Linked DNA regions of Mus musculus: region 2 is linked to region 1. A link is a loop called in an ENCODE intact Hi-C map of the cell type or tissue named here. Cell type or tissue: heart. All regions are shown on one strand. Links, peaks and the distances in the headings refer to the core of each region. The heading gives the core; the rest is flanking DNA. Region 1 has its middle 8.6 kb from the start of Gm34213. Region 2 holds the start of B4galt1 (UDP-Gal:betaGlcNAc beta 1,4- galactosyltransferase, polypeptide 1).

Region 1 (2,903 bases), core at 234-2,733:
GCTATCTCAGGAGTTTCATTCCCAGCACTCACATGGTGGCTCACAACCAACTGGAACTATAGTCAGAGGATCCAAAGTCCTCGCCCAGTCTCCATGGGCACCATTCACAAACATGGTGCACAGACATACATGCAGCCAAAACACTCATACGTGGAAAATAAAAGTAAATAAATCTTTTTGTTTGCTTGTTTGTTTGGGTTTTGTTTTGTTTTGACACAGGATCTCACTATGTAGTTGTGGCTGTCTTGGAACTCACTACGTAGACCATGTTGGCCTTTAACTCAAAGAAATCTGACTGCCTCTGGCTCACTCACACGTGCTGGAATTAAAGGCATGCACCATTATGTCCAGCATAAAGAAATCTTTTTTTTTAATTTATTTTTTTATTGTCTATAAGTACACTGAGCTGTCTTCAGACACTCCAGAAGAGGGAGTCAGATCTCATTACAGATGGTTGTGAGCCACCATGTGGTTGCTGGGATTTGAACTTCGGACCTTCGGAAGAGCAGTCGGGTGCTCTTACCCACTGAGCCATCTCACCAGCCCCAAGAAGTCTTTTAAAACAAAAAAAAAAAAAAAAAAAAAAAAGAAAAGAAAAGAAAAGAAAGGAAAAGAAAGAGCTGGTTCGATTGTTTTTCTTATCCTGAAGACTTCCCTTTGCAGAGGGAATTGTAAGTTGACTTCTGCATTGTTCTGGCTTAGGGATACCAGAAGAATATCATCTGTAAACCCACAGGCCCCAGGTACCTGGCCCTAAGCAAACAGTTCATTTGTTGTTCTTAGACTTTTAGATACATCAAGAAAATGAGCATTGTCTCCATGAAGTCGAGCTCTCCTGACTGTCTCTTGAATTGAAGTTCTCGGCTTTCTACCGGCTTTCTACCGAGGAGCCCACACAAGGCCGTAGGGTAAAGGGCATCTTTCCCTTGTCAGTGTCCTCCTTAAATACCCCTCCATTTTAAATTCTGCCTCATCACAATTAACCCTTTCATGGAAACCACATTTCACCAGATATTTCTTTTCCCACTGTATGGCTCAGGGACAGACGATGACTTAAAGCAACCTGACTAGATTTTCTTTAGTGGTTATTAAATGACACATGACAGTAGAGACTGAAGAGATGGCACCACAGTCTAGAATCTAGCCTTGGATGTGAAGAAAGACAAAAAAAAACGGAATAGCAAGGGTGCAGCGGCTCCAAGCAGATTTAGAGGTGGGAAGGGCAGGAAATGGAGGAAGTTCACACCCTTTAACCTCAAGGCTCTATCTGTGAGGTGGTCCAGAGCAGCAGCTGGGGGATGGGCAGGATGTTGTGGCTTGGTAAAGGGAGTTGCTGTAAATAAGGAAGAAAAAGCAGCTTGCATTACCTCGAGGAATCCCAGCAGTGGCTACAGGTTTTAGGCAGTTGAGACATTAAGGGAGCCCAGCAGGGACCTGTTGGGCTGTAACTTGGTAGAAGTCTCAGTGAGGTGGAAGACGATGAGAGTCAGGGTTTGAAAGAACTGACATGTAGTCACTCTAAAACATTGGAATCTGAGACTAAGGTGGTACCTTAATCCTGACAGGAGTTGAGCCTGAGCAGAGCATCTAAAATGAAGGGAAACGTTAACTGGAGAAAGTCATGGAAATGAGGGGCAATTCCGCACAAGTGTAAAAATACAGAAACCAGCACATGGGGGATTCGCAGACAGAATTCAGAGACATGCAGATCCATACAGGCACGCAACACGGGATGGTGCTCATAAATCCACAACCTGAAGTACAGACTGTCCCCTCTTCTCTCTGCCAGCATACAACACAGAGAGGCCCCCACAGGGACACAGACGAATGCATATATTTAGATAGGAAGCCCATAGGTAGAGACATGTATAGTCATATGACAGATAAACTTTGAGTCACTCGCCGCAGTCCTGTGACTGAAGTGAGTAAGATTTCCCCCGGGGATTGTTTTTCTTGTTGAGTCTGGCTACTGTGGTGTCCACGTGGCACATTTGCAGTTGTCAAGAAAAAAAAAAATCAAAAAACAAAAACCCCAGAAACCTGAAGCCTTTCTCAAGTTAGAAATAAAGGGTTTGACACAGCCCAGCCCTGGCTTACCAGGGCAAGATGTCTGCTGACACTTTTGTCCATTTAGAACTGATGTTCCAGCTCAAGTTCTGCCCCAGGGCCTCTCAGTCACAGGAAACAGCCTCCCCCTAGCCCAAGGCACACCAAGACAGCTAGTGGCTTAGACTGAACACTCTTGCACAACCAGAACCTCCACCTTTCCCAGCCCAATCATTTTTCAACCCAACAAACCAGCCTTACTTCCCAAAAGCAGTCTGTCAGGAAGGAGAGGCAAGAACAAGAAGGGTGGGGTGGAGGTAAACGTTAAGTCTCTTGTGGCTAGAGAGATGAATCCAGGGTTAAGAGCACTTAGTGATGTTGCAGAAGACGGGTATTCAGTTCTCAGCACCCACATGGTGGCTCATAACTGTCTGTAACTCTAGTTCCCCGAGGGTCAAATGTCCTCTTTTGGACTAAGCCAGACATGTATGTGATGCACAAACATATGTGCAGCCAAAATATTCATACATGAAAATAAAGATAATATTTTGCTTTCACTCGAAGTCAAACTTTTAGTTCCCCTGAGTGCTAGTTCCTCTTACTTCAGCCCCTAATCCCTCTGTCCTGCCTCAGTAGAACCTCTCTCATCTCTGTATTCCAGAGCCTTGTCATGTCTTCAAGGGCGTTGACCACCTCCATGCTATCAAACCCAATAACTACAGAAAGACAAGGCTCAGGAAAGTAAGGCAGATTTAACTTCTTTTTTTTTTTTTAAAGATTTATTTATTTATTATATGTAAGTACACTGTAGCTGTCTTCAGACACACCAGAAGAGGGAGTCATATCTCGTTACAGAT
Region 2 (2,868 bases), core at 1-2,500, 72 kb after region 1:
CAAACTCATATACTTGCCCCCCTGCCTGGTATCAGCTGGGCAAGTATTTCCAGGAAAGTGCAGCCCCATTGACCGGGTTAATTTTAGCCCTCCAGTCAGTCCCCTGAGTACACAGGCCCTCTGCCCCTGGAGAGGGCCCTGCTCAGTTTGGTTAAGAGGAAGCATCAGGAGGAGGAACTTGGGGTGGGAGACAGAAGGCCCCTTGGTTCAGCACCTACAAACAGGAGGAAATCCCACAATTGTAGCAACTTTCTAAGAGTTCATCCTCATTCTTTAAACTCTTAGTTACAATGTTTCATTTACTTCTTCAAAACAACTCCAAAATACGTGTGGTTTATTATCTCCATTTACCAGAAAGAAACCTTAAAGAGAAAGTTAAGTGGCTTGTTCTAAGGCGGAGTGGAGGGTGGTGGGGAGGGGAGGTGGTTTTCTCACTGTCGGTCTTGTCCTCAGAAGGTTGAAGGTTGCCGGTGTTGCTACTATAGGTAGGGAAGGTTGCAGAGCAGCCTTTTCAGTCTACTCTAAACTGACCCCAACTTCAAACTTCCTGAGTCCTGGGCCAGAACAAGGGTGTCTCCAGGGCCTTGTCTGGTGCTGGGGTAAGAGCCTGGGGGTTTCCCAACAGGGCCCCTGCCTCTTGAGACACCAGCCAACCTCTCTTTGGGTCATCCCAAAGAGGATTAAGCCCTTCTTGGGGATTATGCACTCTGATCAAAACCTGGTGGCTGGCAGTCCTGAAAGAGATCTTAGGATAATATCCCTGGAACCCTACTGAGGAAATCCGAGGAGTCCACGTCCTCAGATCCTGGGTCTTACCGAGCAGCGGGGACTCCTCAGGGCAAGCTGGCAGCGACAACAGTCCAGTGGTGGTGGGCACTGGCAACGAAGACAAGTTGCTCTTCAAGCCGGGGCCAGAAGCTGCACCAGGGCTGGAGTCGAGACCCGGGCGAGGCTTCGGGGAGACGCCTAAAGGAGGCGGCGGCCGCGCACCCCGCGGCCGCTGCTCTCCTGGGGGCTGCTTGCTGGCTGCGGCGCCGTTCGTGCCGCCCTGCAGTGTAGAGGAGACTCCGACCAACTGGGGCAGGCGGCTCAGATCGCGGCCAGAGAGGTAATAGACGAGGGTGACGCCGAGGTGCAGCGCGCAGACGGCCACGAGCAGGCGGCAGGCCCGCTGCAGGGTCGCGCCCGGCATCGCGGCGCTGCCGCCCAGGAACTGCTCACGAAACCTCATCTTCCCGCCGCGGCTTTAAGAGGGGGTGGGCTACGGCTGAGAGGACGGCCCGCCCGCAGGCCGCCCGCCAGGCGCTACCCGACCACAGCGATCGAAGGAGGGGCCGGGGGGAGGGGGCTAGGACCTAGCGCAGCACCGGCCGCCTGCGGCGGAAAGCCGACACCCCTGGCCGCGGGACTTTGGAGAGATCAGCGGGAACCACAAGCGCGGATGAGCAGGGGGCGTGGTCTCGACCTAGGGCGGGGCCTCAACCGGGTTTCGGAAGGCTGTTCGCGGAACCTGGGGGGGCGGAGTCTAAGGGGTGGGGCCGCAAAGCGGGTCTTTTTCGAGAGGGGCGGGGCATGAGGGACAAGGCTCGGAGAGGGGACTGAGGGGCGGAACCTTCAGCCGGGTTTTTCTGGCAGCTAAGGGAGGGCGGAGCTTGGGGGGCAGGCACTAAGGGGCGGGCCCTCGGGAGGTTGGGTTGCAGGGCGTCGCGACACTTGGGGACTAAACGTGGCGCTCCGCCAGCCCCACCGCAGCCTTGGGTTGAGCGGGCATCCCATACCCAGCGGCGCTCAGCTTTTCTTCCTAGCGTTCACCGTGGAGCTTAAGTCTCTCTAAACCAGCTTCTTGTTCAACGAGCTGCTCACCACTTCCTGACGTACCCAGTGACTCGGGTATGGGCCTGGGACAGCAGCTAGTGAGGACAAGAGGACAGGCGGTAGCCTTGGGATAGTGAGAAAATGGAGTGGAGAAAGGTCGTCTAGGAAACCGGCTTCGACGTCCCGCGAGGCCAGCGGACGGATTCTCTGGGGCGTTCCAAAGATCCACTTACCCTAGCTGGGTCCGCCTGCCTGTGAGGGGGCTAAAGTGGAGGAGCTGCTTATTGAGTCCTGCTAGGGAAGTGACCATCTTGCTCTACTCTTACTCCCACATAAGTGTTTGCAGGATTGGGAAACCTCAGGAACCTGCCCAACTTGGTTCTAGGTGCAACATGGCCTCTAGTGCATGCCACATGGAGATGACACATGCTTGTTGGGATGAGACTGGCAGAAAACTGCATTAATTCCTAAGCCTGCGTACAGAACAGCCCGTTGTACACAGCGCTGGAACACAGTCCCCATTTAACAGAATACTGGAATCTAGGCGCGGTCGTGAACACCTGTAATCCCAGACTCTGGTTGCGGAGACAGGAAGAGCCAGAGTTTGGAGCCAGCCCAGACTATGTAGTAAACAAAGATTTCAGTGCCTTGGAGTGAATAAGAATGAATGGCCTGTAAAATCTCACAGCTGATAAGCTGTGGAACTCAGGGCTCCTAAAAACTTTGTCACTGCGCGTTCCTTTACCTAACCTTGTTGATCTGAAAGTGGAAGCTGGAAGATTTAAGCACTTGAAGTCTTGACCCCGAGGCCTCAGACCCATTTATCCTTGAATGTGATGAGAACCTTAAGATGGGGAATGCTAATTCTAGCTACTCCTATGTTTGGAGAGTTTGTTGTTAACCAATATATGCCATGTAATAGGGGTTGTTAACTGTCTCCGATTCATCGATGAGAAAGCAGGCTGAGTGACATTTGGTTGCAATCATAGAAAGTATTTAAAAAAAAAAAAACCACTTGGGAGGCAGGTGCATTTCTGAGTTCGAGGCCAGCCT

Evidence for each region. A loop is a pair of places that touch in the nucleus more often than their neighbours do. Peaks named below come from ENCODE experiments on the same cell type or tissue, not always from the same donor. Only the 100,000 strongest peaks of a DNase experiment are listed, where the experiment ranks them.
Region 2: a loop joins it to region 1, with 2.9 times the contacts of the local background. A loop is called at or near these places in 14 of 42 quality-filtered maps.

What each region holds. Positions count from the first base shown.
Region 1 is chr4:40,780,083-40,782,985 of GRCm38, forward strand. No RefSeq gene overlaps it. Among named protein-coding and RNA genes, the nearest start is that of Gm34213, 8.6 kb to the left of the region's middle. In heart, for the core only: no CTCF peak of the experiment used is centred there; a DNase peak (open chromatin) is centred at 1,299; H3K27ac peaks cover 1,645 bases.
Region 2 is chr4:40,852,575-40,855,442 of GRCm38, forward strand. B4galt1 (UDP-Gal:betaGlcNAc beta 1,4- galactosyltransferase, polypeptide 1) reads right to left here and starts at 1,410. Exons shown (of 6, transcript NM_022305.5): 1 at 817-1,410. The coding sequence starts at 1,231. In heart, for the core only: no CTCF peak of the experiment used is centred there; DNase peaks (open chromatin) are centred at 57, 907 and 1,537; H3K4me3 peaks cover 2,469 bases; H3K27ac peaks cover 2,500 bases.